2 separate regions of the Homo sapiens genome follow, and region 2 is linked to region 1. The links are chromatin contacts, found by Hi-C or POLR2A ChIA-PET in ENCODE. All regions are on one chromosome and are shown on one strand. The core of a region is the stretch at or near the end of the contact, and the rest is flanking DNA. Distances in the headings are between cores, read along the strand shown. Region 1 holds the start of DCAF15 (DDB1 and CUL4 associated factor 15). Region 2 holds the start of TPM4 (tropomyosin 4).

Region 1 (7,785 bases), core at 2,671-5,170:
TGCCCCCATCCTCATCCCCCAAGACCATTCTGCACATAGCAGTCATAATAACATCCTCCTGGCCGGGTGTGGTGGCTCACGCCTGTAATCCCAGCGCTTTGGGAAGCCAAGGTGGGAGGATCACGAGGTCAGGAGATCAAGACCATCCTGACCGTCCTGGCTAACATGGTGAAACCCTGCCTCTACAAAAAAAAAAAAAAAAAAAAAAAGCCAGGCATGGTGGCAGGCGCCTGTAGTCCCAGCTACTTGGGAGGCTGAGGCAGGAGAATCACTTGAACCTGGGAGGAGGTTGCAGTGAGCCAAGATGGTGCCACAGTCCTCCAGCCTGGGTGACAGAGTGAGACTCTGTCTCAGAAAAAAAAAAAAAAATCCTCCCCCATGCTCTTTTAAAAACTTAGAGTTTATTTATGTGTTTATTTATTGACACAGAGTCACGCTCTGTGTCACTGAAACCTCTGCCTCCCGGGTTCAAGCGATTCTCATGCCTCAGCCTCCTGAGTAGCTGGGATCATAGGAGCCCACCATCAAGCCCAGCTAATTTTTGTATTTTTAGTAGAGACAGCATTTCACCATGTTGACCAGGCTTGTCTTGAACCCCTGTCCTCAAGTGATCCGCCCGCCTTGGCCTCCCCAAGTGTTGGGATTACAGATGTGAGCCACCGTGCCTGGCCCCTTTGAATTTTGAAACAACATTATTTTATTTTTGTTATTTGTAATTTTATTATTATTATTATTAAAGACAGGGTCTTGCTCTGTCACCCAGGCTGGAATGTAGTGACGCCATCACAGCTCACTGTAATTTCAAACTCCTGGGCACAAGGGATCCTCCCGACTCAGCCTCCCACGTACATAGGACTACAGACGTGCTACCACACACCAGACTAATGAAAAAAAAATGTTTTTTCATTGTAGAGACGAGGTCTTAACAGTTGCCGAGGCTGGTCAAATTCTTCTCAAGCCATCTTCCTGTCTCAGCCTCCCAAAATGCTGGGATTACAGGTGTGAGCCACTGTGCCCAGCCTGAAATTAGACATTTTCAGATCTGCAAAGAAGGTACAGAGAGTTCTTTTATTCCCTTCACTCAATTTCCTCTAATGTTTTTTGGGTTTTGGGTTTTGGGTTTTGTTTTGAGACAGGATCTCACTCTGTCGCCCAGGCTGGAGCGCAGTGGCTCAATCTCCGCTCACTGTAGCCTCCAGGGCTCGGGTGATCCTCCCACCTCAGCCTCTTACGTAGCTGGGACTGTAGGTTCACGCCACCACACTCCGCTAAATTATTTATTTATTTTTTTTTTGAGAGTCTTGCTCTGTCACCCAGGCTGCAGTGCAGTGGCGTGATCTCGACTCACTGAAACCTCCACCTCCCAGGTTCAAGTGATTCTCCTGCCTCAGCCTCCCGAGAAGCTGGACTACAGGCGTGTGCCACCTGAGATTACAGGCCCGGCTAATTTTCTGTATTTTTAGTAGAGACGGGGTTTCACTGTGTTAGCCAGGATGGTCTCAGTCTCATGACCTTGTGATCTGCCCACCTCAGCCTCCCAAAGTGCTGGGATTACAGTCGTGATCCACCATGCCTGGCCTTGTTTTGTTTTTTATTTGAGACAAGGTCTCGCTCTGTCTCCCAGGCTGGAGTGCAGTGGCACCATCATAGCTCCCTGCAGCCTTGACCTCCTGGGCTCAAGTAATCTTTCTGCCTCAGCCTCCCGAGTGGCTGAAACTATAGGCGTGTGCCAGTAGAGTCAGTGAATTTCTTTGATGTTTTGTAGAGATGAGGGTTTCGCCATGTTGCCCAGGCTGGTCTTGATCTCGTGGGTTCAAGTGATCCTCCCTCCTCTGCTTCCCAAAGTGCTGGGCTTACAGGCATGAGCCACCGCACCTGGCCTGGTCATGTATTTTGAGAACCTTCTTCAATCTGGGATAAATGTCTGATGTTGTCTAATGGTTAGATTGAGGTTCTAGGTTTGGGGATAATATCAGACAGTTACAAATGTCCTCCCTATCACATAGCTGGGGTCCGTGATGTCAGTATGACTTATCACTGGTGATGTTGATTTTGATCACTTGGTTAAGGCAGTAGCTGCCAGGTGTCCCCACTGTCTTGGAGACAGCTTTGCTCTCCATGGACGTAGGGTATGCAAGAAGCAGGGGAACCTTTGGCTAAAGATACATTGTGATGGCCGGGCGCAGTGGCTCACGCCTGTAATCTCAGCACTTTGGGAGGGTGAGGTGGGTGGATCACTTGAGGTCAGGAGTTTGAGACCAGCCTAGCCAACATAGTGAAACCCTGTCTCTACTAAAAATACAAAGATTAGCCGGGCATGGTGGCACATGCCTGTAATCCCAGCTACTTGGGAGGCTGAGGCAGGAGAATCGTTTGCTTGAACCCGGGAGGTGAAGGGTGCAGTGAGTTGAGATTGTGCCATTGCACTCCAGCCTGGGCAACAAGAGCAAAACTCCATCTCAAAAAAAAAAAAAAAAAAAAAGATATGTTGTGATATTGTGTTGTGATATATTTTTAAAAAACCATATTTTGGTCTTAGGTTTTCTAGTACATAACTCCTAAAACCCTTGAAATCAGCTGGGCACAGTGGTTTATGCCTGTAATCCCAGCACTTTGGGAGGCCAAGACGGGATGATCCCTTGAGGTCAGGAGTTTTCGAGCAGCCTGGGCAACATAGTGAGACCCCATCTCTACAAAAAAAATTTTTTTAATGAAGACAATAAAAAAAAACTATCTTCTAGATTGTTCAGAGGATTAAATGGGCTGGCCAGGGGTGGGGGCTCACACCTGTCCTCCCAACACTTTGGGAAGCAGAGGTGGGAGGATCACTTGAGCCCAGGTGTTGGAGACCAGCCTGGACAACTTGGTGAAACTCCGTCCCTACAAAAAATACAAAAAATTAGGCCGGGCGCGGTGGCTTATGCCCGTAATTCCAGCACTTTGGGAGGCCTAGGCGGGCGGATCACCTGAGGTCAGGAGTTCGCAACCAGCCTGGCCAACATAGTGAAACCTCGTCTCTACTAAAAATACAAAAAATTAGGCAGGCGTGGTGGCGCACGCCTGTAGTCCTAGCTACATGAGAGGCTGAGGTGAGAGGATCATCTGAGCCCGGGGTCGAGGCTGCAGTGAACCGTGATCACGCCACTGCACTCCAGCCTGGGTGACAAAGTGAGACTCTGTCTAAAAAAATAAAATAAATGAGGTAATGTATACGAATATGATGCACGGAGCGGACCTTCAACAATTATTTTTATTGCTATGATCTGCATAATTGGCACAACAGGGCCCTGCCACATCGAACTGTTTAAGCTCAGAACCGTGTCTGTCACATGTGGAGCGATCCATGATTGATGCTATCATTATCACCACCATCATCCCACCAACCCGCCCATCGGAAACAAGCTTTCATCGAATCCCATCGTTTTTTCCTTTTTTGTAAATCTCTTTCCTCGGCCTGGCTCTGCCGCCCAAGTATGCTCGTCAGGCCTTTGCCCACCTGGACCGGGCGCGGGCAGCCCGGGGCTGAGGATTCTCGAGCCTTGGTGGACCACAGGCTCCCGTCGCCCCGCCCAAGGGCCTGGACCGCCTGTGGTCTCCATGGAAACCCGCCAGCCACAGGGGGCGTGACGCCGTTGAGACAGACAGAGATATTCACCTATCAGATCAAAGTTATCTGGGCAGGGCGAACAAACGGGACCTCCGAGTGGTACGTCCTTAAGGCGGGGCGGGAATACGGCAACGGGCCGCGGGGGCTGTTACTGTCGCTACCAATCAAGAGTCGAGATGGCTTTGATGGACAGGCATAGCGCGAGTGCGGGCTTTCGCCCAACCGGCGGGCCGCTGTCCCGAAAAAGGACCAATGAGGAGGCGGCAGGGGTGGGGCGAAGGGGCCGGTTGCTCCGGAAGTGGAGGGAGGGGGTGAAAATGGCGCCCAGCTCGAAATCGGAGCGGAACAGCGGGGCTGGGAGCGGCGGCGGCGGCCCCGGGGGAGCCGGAGGGAAGCGGGCAGCAGGGCGGCGGCGGGAGCACGTCCTCAAGCAGCTGGAGCGGGTCAAGGTGAGGCCTGGAGCCGGAGTGGGGAGCGCGCCGGAGGGTGGGGAGTAGGGACGAGGGAGGCGGAGGGAGGAGGGCGTTCGCGGGGTGAGGGGTTGGGGGCGGGGCCCCAGGGGAGGGGGCTCGGATGCAGGGCCTGGGCGGGGCCCGGGGGAGATGGCTTGGATGGAGGGGGCTCAGTTGGGGGCCTGGATGCAGGTGGTTGTGTCGGGTGACCGGCAAAGGGGCTGGGATGGAGGGGGTTGGGGGCGGGGCCCCAGGGAGGGGGCTCGGAGGGAGGCGACCCCAGAGGCCGCAGGGAGAATCAGGAGGAAGGGGGCGATCCAGGCTTTTCAAAGCTCTGCTCCCATGGTTGCTCCATAATGGAACCTTCCCGCCCCCTTTGCAGAGCCCCTGCCGCTGGCTTTGGGCTTCCTCCGCCTGATGTTCCTCTCCCTGCCCAAGCCCCGACCACACATGAGCTGGGAGTTCCAGTACCTGGGTGGGCCTCCCCATTGAAAGTGTGGGAGCTCCCTGGATAGGGCTGAGTCTTCCCCCGCAGAGTGAGAGTTACCGAAGCAGGCTCTGTCTCCTCCATCAGACTGGAAACTCCCAGAGCTGGGGGATGATGTCTCTCTCCCCCATCAGTTTGGGAGCTCTGGAGGGCAGAAATGTGGATCTCTTGCAGGTGGGCAGTAACTGGGGCAAGGCTGTGTCTCTGTGGACAGGGACTGCGCCTTCTCCGTGAGGCTGGTAGCTTTGTAAGGGCAGTGCTGTGTCTCCCCCTTTTGACTGGGAGCTCCCTGGGCTGGGACAGTCTCCGCCCTTAGCCTGGGAGCTCCCTGGGCTTGGCTGTGGTTCCGCCCTTAGCTTGGAAGCTCCTTGGGCAGGGACTGTGTCTCCCCTGTCGGCCTGGGCCTGGCTGGCCAGGCTGTTTCCTCCGTCAGACTGAGACCTCCATGTGGACAGGGCTGTCTCCCATCAGACAGGGAGCTTCCCAGACAGGACTCTTCCCATCAGATTGGAATGTCTTGAAGGCAGAGTTGGGTAGCAAGACTGAGGCTGTTCGGATATCCCTGTGCCTGGCTTCTGCCTGTCAGTCCCCGCAGATCCTTCCGCGGTGAAGTTTTGGGGATGAGGGATTCCCTTGGATTCCGTTGGAAGGCGGTAGTTAATTGGGAAGGGGGCGTTGGGTCATTGGTTAGGCTCACCCTTCTATCTGCCTCGACTGGCCCCCAGCAGAGGCCAGAGCTGCCCCGGGGAGGAGGAGCCCCCTTGTTTGAAGGCTGGTGGGTTGGGAACAGATGGGTGCAGGTCAGGACTCTGTCCCAGCCTCCTTAGTAGGATAAATACCCACAGCTTAGGGACAGCCTTCAGGGAGGGAAGCAGGTGGCCCAGCGTGGGACAGGGTGATTGGGGAACTTTCTTGGGGGCGGTGACGCTGGGCTCAGTCAAGAGGGACCTGAGGCTGAAGAGGTATGGAACTGGGAAGGTGGCCTGGGTCCCTGGTGGAGATGAAGGCTCAAGCGCGGTCCATCTGGCTTTACTGTCCCCATCTGCCTCAGTTGTTCCCACCTTCCAGAGCTTGGCCTTCTTTTGACCATTATGGTGGGCTGGGCCGGTCTGGACCCGGTGAGAGCCGCTCTGCCTCTCTGCCGTGGGTGAGGGGGCTGGGGGCTGCAGATGGTGCCTGAAGTGCCCTGGCCACCCCTTCCCCAGATCAGCGGACAGCTCTCCCCTCGCCTCTTCCGGAAGCTGCCTCCCCGGGTGTGCGTGTCCCTCAAGAACATTGTGGATGAGGACTTCCTCTATGCAGGGTGAGGCTGGGCCCAGGCAAAGGGGGCAGGTGGGCGGGAGTGGTGGGCTCGCCCTGACCTGGCCGCTGTGCCCCCTCCACCCCCACAGACATATCTTCCTGGGCTTTTCCAAATGCGGCCGCTACGTCCTCTCCTACACCAGCAGCAGTGGGGATGACGACTTCTCCTTCTACATCTACCATCTGTACTGGTGGGAGTTCAACGTTCACAGCAAGCTCAAGCTGGTAGGGAGGCTTCAACACCAGGCTGGCCCTTCAGATGGTGTGGTTCAGCAGGTCACAGCAACCTCTGAGCCTCAGGTTCCTTGGGTGTAAAATGATCATCATGTACTCCTGGGGTCATCATCAAGATTCCATGTGTTAGATCCAACCATATGAAATTACCAGGGCCTGGCATGGTAGCTCACACCTGTAATCCCAGCACTTTGGGAGGCCAAGGCGGGAGGATCACTTGGTCCGAGTAGTTCAAGACCAGGCTGGGCAACATGGCAAAACCCTGTCTCTACTAAAAATAAAAAAAAATTAGCTGGGCATATTGGCGTGTGCCTGTAGTCAGCTCCTCTGGAGGCTGAGGCAGGAGGATCACCTGAGCCCAAGAGTTTGAGGCTGCAGTGAGCCATGATCACACCATTGCACTCCAGCCTGGGCAACAGAGTGAGACCCTGTCTCTAAAACAAAACAAAACAAAACAAAACAAATGAAGGCTGGCCACAGTGGCTCACGCCTGTAATCCCAGCACTTTGGGAGCCCGAGGTGGGTGGATCACCTGAGGTCAGGAGTTCAAGACCAGCCTGGCCAACATGGTGAAACCCCATCTCTACTAAAAATACAAAATTAGCCGGGCATGGTGGCACATGTCTGTAATCCCAGCTATTCCGGAGGCTGAGGCAGGAGAATCGCTTAGAACCTGCGAGGTGGAGGTTGCAGTGAGCCGAGATCGAACCACTGCACTCCAGTCTACAGAGCAAGACTCTGTCTCAAAAAAGAAAAAGAAATTACCATTTTTATGGTTCAAAATGGGTAAATAGCAGCAATTCCATTTGGTTCAACACACCCTATGAAGCTGTAGAACATGTTGGCTCAGGCCAGTTAGCTTTATTAGGACCAGGCCACCCTGGCTTTAGCCTTGACCCTTGACTCCTGGAACCCCCCCAGGAGGTGTGCTGTTACCTCAGCATACATGTGAACTCAGAGAGCTGAACGGGCTTCAGGGTAGGCTGGGCTTGGAACCAGTGCCTGGCGCAGTCTCCCCCGGGACATTGTTCCCATCGGCTGCATCCCACCCTGGCCTGGTCTCCCCGACTGGTGAAAGGAGCCTCCACGGCTGTCCTCAGGCAAGGTGGAGGGGTGTGGCGGGTGCTGTTGGGGTGCTCCTACCCGCTCAGCCCCAGCCCTGATGAGGGACTGCATCGTACAGCTTCGGGGGACCTCCGCAGTTTCCCTGACCCGGTGCTGCCCCTGAACGTGCCTCACAGGTCCGGCAGGTTCGGCTATTCCAGGACGAGGAGATCTACAGCGACCTGTACCTGACCGTATGCGAGTGGCCCAGCGACGCCTCCAAGGTCATCGTCTTCGGCTTCAAGTGAGACCAGGCGCCTGGGGGAGCCTTGGCTGGTTGGGGCAGGGGGTGTGCAGTGGGGGCCCCCCAGGCGCCGACCAGGCAGCTGAGGGTATGCTGGCCCCCAGCACCCGCTCGGCCAACGGGATGCTCATGAACATGATGATGATGAGTGACGAGAACCACCGTGACATCTACGTCAGCACCGTGGCCGTGCCACCGCCAGGCCGCTGTGCTGCTTGCCAGGATGCCAGCCGAGCCCACCCAGGTGAGGGGGCCGAGGGGGCGAGGGCCTCTTCCCCCCTCCCCCCCTTGCTCCGGGCCGAGAGTGAGCTGCTGTGGCGTGTGTTGCTACAGGAGACCCGAATGCACAGTGCCT
Region 2 (6,998 bases), core at 2,468-4,967, 2.1 Mb after region 1:
GAGCCTGTAATCCCAGCTACTAGGGAGGTTGAGGCAGGAGAAGCACTTGAGCCAGGGAGGTGGAAGTTGCAGTGAGCTGAGATCCAGCCACTACACTCCAGCCTAGGCAACAGAGCAAGACTCTGTCTCAAAAAATATATCAAAACAAATTGTAACACGCCCAACACATTCTAAATGCCAGATAGCCCCCTGTCGGCCTTATCCCTGTCCTCACATGTTCTTGCCCAAACATTTCCCCCAAAAAAGTAGTCAAAACCCCAAACCAAACAAAAAAACCCCAAACCAGCCAGGTGGGGTGGCTCATGCCTGTTGTCCCAGCTACTCGGGAGGCTGAAGTGGGAGGATCCCTTGAGCCCAGGAGTTCGAGACCAGCCTGGATAACACAGCGAGATCCTATCTCAAAAAAACAAAAACAAAAACAAAACAAAACACCCAAACCATCTTCATACCCTGATGAGTCCATGCTGTCAGATTTGCTCTCACTCTTCCTACATGTTAGGAGAGTCCTGTGTTGGGCACACAGTTGGCACCCAATAAATGCTGTGATCCACAGATCTGGAAGGAAGTCAGGTGGATGCTGTAGGTCAGGGTTGACCTATGAAACGTCTTTAAGGAAACTGGCTCATTTTCTCAGTCAAGGCAGAAGTTCAAAAGCAGCTGCCGGAATGCTCAGAGACCAGCATGTCAAGGTTTCTGTTCTGCAGATGGAGAATCTGAGGCCAGAAAAGGGGACGGGGGTCGCAGAGCTTGGATTTGGAGTCAGGCTTCCAGGCTCCCCACCCGGAGGTCAAGGTCAGGCCCTATAGACTCTGACCCTGCCCTGATCAGCTGGCCACCCTGGATTGGGCCCTGTCATCTCCCCATAGCTTGGGATGCTCCTGAGGACTTCAGACAGGATAGCCCTCCCTGCTCTCTGTCACATCTCAGCTAGAGACCCTTGCAGGTCACCTCAGTGACATCAGCTGAACCTCCAGCTGCCAGCCTCCACCCCATCCTCCAGCTGACACCCAGCAGGCCGCAAGATGGGAAGCCTGGAGTTCACACTTTCCAGCTACTCAGGAGGCTGAGGCGGGAGGATCGCTTGAGCCGAGGAGGTCAAGGCTGCAGTAAGCTATGATCACACCACTGCACTCCAGCCTGGGAGACACAGGAAGACCATGTAAAAAAAAAAAAAAAAAAAAAACGCAAAAAAAAAAAATAATGCACACACACACACAGCAAGATCAGGTTAAAAAAAAAAAAGGCAAAAAAAAAACATACACACACACACACATATGGGGCACCTGGTACATTTTGCACATCCACTCAGGGGTGAGCACGTAGCCCAGACAGGATTCAGAGCTCAGTCTAGAAGCCACGGGCACAGCAGCTTTTTTAACATACCCTCTTCAAGAAAAAAAAGAAGAGAAGCAAGTCAGAGAGGGAGGAAGGGAAGCTGGCCTAGTGTGAGGAACAGGGCCAAGGGCTTTGTCTTTGTCAGCTCAGGCAGTTATAACAAAACACCATAGACTGGGTAGCTTCAGTAATAGACATTTATTGTTTACAGTCTGGAGGCTAGATGTCCAAGATCAAGATGCTGGCAGATTAAATGTCTGGTGAGCGCTCTCTAGCTAGCTTGCAGACAGCCACCTTCTTGCTGTGTCCTCACATTGGAAGAGGATAACCAAGTTCTGGCCTCTTCTCATAAGGGCCTTAATCCCATCATGGTGGGTCAACCCTCATGACCTCACCCAAACCTCATCATCTTCCAAAGGCCCCATCACCAATTACCATCACATGGAGATGAGGGCTTCAACACATGAATTGGAGAGGGGGCAAAAGCAAGCATTCAGTTCATTATAGGCTTATATTCCAGAAGACCTGGGCTCAAACCCTGTGCTGTGTGACCTGGGGAAAGTCATCCCACCTCTCTGAGCCTCCTGCTGTGGGGAGGAAGCAGGAGAATGAAGCTGGGCTCAGTGGGGGCTGTCTGCCCACCCTGGGAGCAGGAACAAGATCAGTGTCAAACCATCTAAGGCAAAAGTCAGATCCAAGCCAGGTGTGGCGACTCACGCCTGCAATCCCAGCAATTTGGGAGGCCGAGGCGGGCAGATCACTTGAGGTCAGGAGTTTGAGACCTGCCTGGCCAATATTGCAAAACCCTGTCTCTACTGAAAATACAAAAATTAGTCAGTCGTGGTGGTGTGCACCTGTAGTACCAGCTACCGGGGAGGTTGAGGCAGGAGAATCACTTGAACCCAGGAGGCGGAGGTTGCAGTGAGCTGAGATCGTGCCACTGCACTCCAGCCTTGGTGACAGAGCGAGACTCTCAAAAAAAAAAGTCAGATCCAGGCATGAGCTGGATATGATCACCCTAATCCAGAGTTGGGGGCCCAGGGAGGGAGTTTCAGCCTGGAGGTGACAGAAAAGTCTTCTTGAGCCAACTCTAGACCGGTGTGGTGGGGGGTGACAAAGAGAGGTGATGGGGTCTGTGGTTTGTAATCCATAGGCCTGAGCTTCTCAAACTAGGAGTGATGGGAGGATAGGACTCTTGGGATAAACAGAGGACTGAAAATTTAGGGAAAGTAGGGGACATTTTTATTAAAATGAACATGGCCTATATGCAAAAATTTTAAAGATTTAACCCGAGCCTTCAAAGAAAGTGATCCTGTAGGGGCGAGTCTCTTCTAGCCAAGCTCCCCAAAGCCCAGAAATGAGGGACTAGGTCTGAGCCCTTCAGCCCTTCAGAGTATTTTGGTAAGACAGTCTAAGAACCACTGCCTTGGGCCATAGGGAGCCATAGCAGGTTCTAGGCAGAAAGAGGGCAGGCGTATTTGTTAGAAAGTTTCTCTGACCCCGTGTTGGGGTCAGAACCAGAGGGAGAAAGGCTGGGGACAGGGATGGGCGGAGGGATCCACGCGCAGAGAATGAGATTGCTTAACTCCAGATCATGGTGAGGCTGCACCTCTGAAACTGGAATGTGTGTATTTCTGGAAAACATTTGGAGTCTTCAGTTTCCCAAAAGCTGCCATTGATCTCCCTAGAGTACTGGGGACCCCAATAAGCCCAAAACAGCTGGTCCTCAGGACGAGGGAAAGATGTGAAAATCCCACTATCAGGTAGCATGGATGGCGTGGTGCATGCTATCGCAACCCCTGTTCTACAGATAAGGAAACTGATGCCCAGAGAGAGACGGAGGACTCTTGTGAATATTGGGGGGGACCGCCCCTGCACCTCGGGGACGTGACCCCCCCCCCAGGCTGACCCGTTCCTCGCTCTGTCGTCCCCAGGTGGAGGAGGAGCTGACGCACCTCCAGAAGAAACTAAAAGGGACAGAGGACGAGCTGGATAAATATTCCGAGGACCTGAAGGACGCGCAGGAGAAGCTGGAGCTCACGGAGAAGAAGGCCTCCGACGTACGTGTGCAGGGATGCGGGAGCCCGCGGCGGGGCCAGGCCGGAGCCCCGGGGCCGGGAAGGCGGGGAGAGCCGCAGGGGGAGGAGGAAGAGGAGGAGGAGAAGGCGGCGCCTCCCAGCGCTTTCTCCAAATAAGTCCCGAAAAGGGGCACTTTCCAGCAGCTGTGGCCAGCGGTGCCGACGTCAGGCCCTCCCCCAGCGGTGCTGACGTCGGCGGTCCGGCCGGGTGACCTCATCGCCCCGACGGCAGCCGGCCCGGGGGGCGGGGAGAGGCGGGGGCGGCCCCCGCGCAGGCAAAGGCTTGGGGGGCCGGGGCGCGGCTGTGCAGCTCTCGCCGGAGCCGAGCCCAGCCGAGCGTCCGCCGCTGCCCGTGCGCCTCTGCGCCTCCGCGCCATGGCCGGCCTCAACTCCCTGGAGGCGGTGAAACGCAAGATCCAGGCCCTGCAGCAGCAGGCGGACGAGGCGGAAGACCGCGCGCAGGGCCTGCAGCGGGAGCTGGACGGCGAGCGCGAGCGGCGCGAGAAAGTGAGCGCCCCGGCCTCGGGCCCCGCACCCGCAGCCTCCTCCCCCGCGCGCCCTCCTTTCTTCCCGGCTTCCCGCGCTGCCCGCCCGCGCGCAGTCCTCGGGCCGCCTTTTTACGCCCTCGGACGCCGATCGCCGACCCACATCCCTGCGCCCGCAGCCAGGACCCCCTACTTCCTCCGCCGTCCTCCTTCCTGGGCCTGGGACAGGGGAGGGGGCGCCGCCTCCGGGTCGGGCGGGGCCGGCCAAGCGGGAAATGGGGGGATGGGGCGGAGGGGGTGAGCGATCTCCGGGTGGAGAAGTGGAGCGGCGGGAGGGGGCGTATCGTGCAGGCTCCGACTCCGGGGCTGGCGCCGGGGTCCCGGGCCGAGGGGAACCCGCGACCGGACTTGTGGGGGAGAATGAGGATGAAAACGTGGAGCTTCCATTGTCTAGGGTTTGACCGGCCGACAGGGATTTCGACGGGGGACCGGGGATCTGGGGAGGGGGTCGCACTTTCTCGCCTCTTTCGCGGCTTCCCGGCTTCTGCTTGCTTCCCTGACCGTTCCCAGGGGCGCGGCGGCGACGTGTCTGCTCCAGGCGGCGGGGGGGATGGGGGGTGGAGGAAGTTCAGCCCCAAGCCGCCCGCCTTTCTCCAGCTGATTCCTGCGGGAACCGGGGCGGCGGGACCCTGCCTCTCTCCAGAAGGCCCCGGGAACGCTGGCGCGGGGCCCTGAACCCACGATCGTTTGAGCGCCTGCTGTGCGCCTCCGCCGCGAGTCGCAGGGCCCGAGATAAACAATGGGTCTGAAAAAGGAGGGAGTTTCACCATCCTCTCTGCATCATCCTCCTGGCTGTCCCTCGGGACAGATGGTGGCACCGCCAGGGTCTGGGGACAGATTTGGATTCTGGTCCCATATCATGCCACCCACAGGCTTCATGACTTGGTATTTGCTCTCTAGGAGCTTTTTTCCCATCTGCGAGTAGGACTGATAAGAATCCCGACCCCCCAGAGTAGCAGGGAGGGTCCCAGGAGTAAATCTCAGGCGTGGAGCCTGGCGCTTTGTAAATAATCAATTGTGTTGTTGTTTTTTGTTGTTTTGTTTTTGAGGCAGTCTCACTCTGTCGCCCAGGCTGGAGTGCAGTGGTGCGATCTCGGCTCGCTGCAACCTCCACCCCCCGAGTTCAAGAGATTCTCCTGCTTCAGCCTCCCGAGTAGCTGGGATTACAGGTGCCCGCCACCACGCCCAGCTAATTTTTTTTTTTTTATTTTGGATTTTTAGTAGAGACAGTGTCTCACCATGCTGGCCAGGCTGGTCTCGAACTCCTGACCTCGTGATCTGCCCACCTTGGCCTCCCAAAGTTCTGGGATTACAAGCGTGAGCCACGGCGCCCAGCCTCAATTGTGTTTTCTCTGCCCTGGGAAGAGCTCATAGACAAATGGAGGCAGGGGAGCTGACTCACTGATGGAGCGAGGTCTGCATTCCACGGGTTTTCTGTGCAGTTATGGGAGCATGACAGGGGAGGCTCCAAAATGGAGGTTGAGCTGGGTCTTATAGAATAAATAAGTTTGCTGGGACCAGAGACATGGGTGTGCACAGACTCAGAGGCAAGAAAGTTGTATGATGAGGGTGGGGGGGTGTGCGGATAGAGGTTGAAGCCCAAAAGCCCTGAAAGTTCAGTGTTGAGGCTCAGGGTGGGGACCCTAGAGAGGCAAAAGATGCCCAGCCAGATGGAATTGGTGGTGTGAATTGCCAGGACTGGAAAGAGCCCAGATGGGGGCTGCAGCATGGGCCTTGGTTGAAGCCTCTAATCCTGTAAGGGCTGCTTTGGCCCAAGAGGCCTTAGAAACCCGGTGTAAGCCTCAATCGGTAGCCGGTCTGGCCTCTTTCTCACACTTAACCGACACAGCTCTTGCTCTGATCTCATCCCAAGTCATCTCGCTGGAGGACAATTAACTCGGCTTCAAAATGGCCCTCAGCCTGGAGCCAAGATTTAGGAGCAAGACCGTCTAGTTGGGAGAGAAGATGTTTTTGGAGAGTTGAAGACTTCTTGAAAAAGTTCGAAAAGTTCTTGAAAAAGCAAAGGATGCTTCTTTCCGTCTGGGAGAGGGAAAACCTCTCCCAGGGCAAAAGGAACTAAGACCAGGGGTGGGTTAAAAAAAAAAAAAAAAAAACCTTTCACTCTTGTAGAATAAGCCAGGAGCCGGCGTGTGGTAGACTTCTGGGCCTGTTTCCCGACAGCTGGTTTCGTTTAGATTTTTGTGTGATTAACTGACATCTTCCTGTTCCTTTGCCACATGTATCTAGCAAGCCTCTTTTACCTTATAAGGGAAATCCTTTGTAGCGTGTGGAAGGCTTTGATTGCAGGAAGGGGTGGAACCCAAAATGACTCGGCCGTGACTAGCAGTTTTTCAAAAATACATATATATGTATGCATGTACAGATATGCGTGTATCTCCCAACTCCAGACAGCTGAAAATCTGCCAAAAGCGTTGTTTGCCAGGATTCAGAATTTCCCACATAAGGGCTACTCACTTCTTAAAAGACAACTCATGAATCAAGCACCTCTGTTTGATCTTTAAAATCAATTCCTCGACTGCTAATGGGTACACAGTTTTTTGTTTGTTTGTTTGTCTTTGGCGGGTTATGAAAATGTCCTGGAATTCGATAATGGTGTTGGTTGCAGAGTGTTTTTGCAACATCAGTTCCTGGCCCAGTTACTGAAGGTGGTAGGAGGAGTTAAGATCTAGGCAATTAAAAAGAATGAAAGGCACCCATTCATGGGAAGGCCTCAGTGACGTTTCTTAAGACAGTTTCATCAGTGGTTTTCACAATTCTCTGCATTTGGTGTTTCAGAGGACACTGCAATACGAAACACCTGTGGGAGTGCCCTCTTTCTGCTTCTAGGAATCTGAGGCTGAGAAACCTTCCTGACTCTATTTGTGTAGTTTTTCGGCCACGTTAGCCTCATTCTATTTTTTTTTCCCCCAGTATGAACTCAGGGCAGGAGAGGGAGTGGTTTCCTAATAATTTTTTTTTTTTGAGACGGAATCTTGCTCTGTTACCCAGGCTGGAGTGCAGTGGCGCGATCTCGGCTCAT

Evidence for each region. A loop is a pair of places that touch in the nucleus more often than their neighbours do. ChIA-PET counts read pairs that join two places held with the same protein, here RNA polymerase II (POLR2A).
Region 2: a loop to region 1 is called in a map of CD4-positive, alpha-beta T cell, with 15 times the contacts of the local background. The contact joins the promoter of TPM4 here to the promoter of DCAF15 in region 1. A Hi-C loop is called at or near these places in 1 of 168 maps with a recorded cell type or tissue (CD4-positive, alpha-beta T cell). POLR2A ChIA-PET finds 5 or more read pairs at or near these places in 1 of 52 experiments (BJ).

Annotation. Positions count from the first base shown.
Region 1 is chr19:13,948,589-13,956,373 of GRCh38, forward strand. It overlaps DCAF15 (DDB1 and CUL4 associated factor 15), which reads left to right and starts at 3,921. Exons shown (of 13, transcript NM_138353.4): 1 at 3,921-4,056; 2 at 5,752-5,849; 3 at 5,938-6,073; 4 at 7,324-7,430; 5 at 7,535-7,674; 6 at 7,764-7,785. The coding sequence starts at 3,925. It also overlaps a transcript of PODNL1 not described here. RefSeq lists an enhancer at 3,294-3,343 and a silencer at 4,004-4,143.
Region 2 is chr19:16,072,778-16,079,775 of GRCh38, forward strand. TPM4 (tropomyosin 4) reads left to right here and starts at 3,718. Exons shown (of 8, transcript NM_003290.3): 1 at 3,718-3,920. The coding sequence starts at 3,789. RefSeq lists enhancers at 2,602-3,331, 3,332-4,059, 4,060-4,789, 5,708-5,927, 6,038-6,087 and 2 more and a silencer at 3,368-4,277.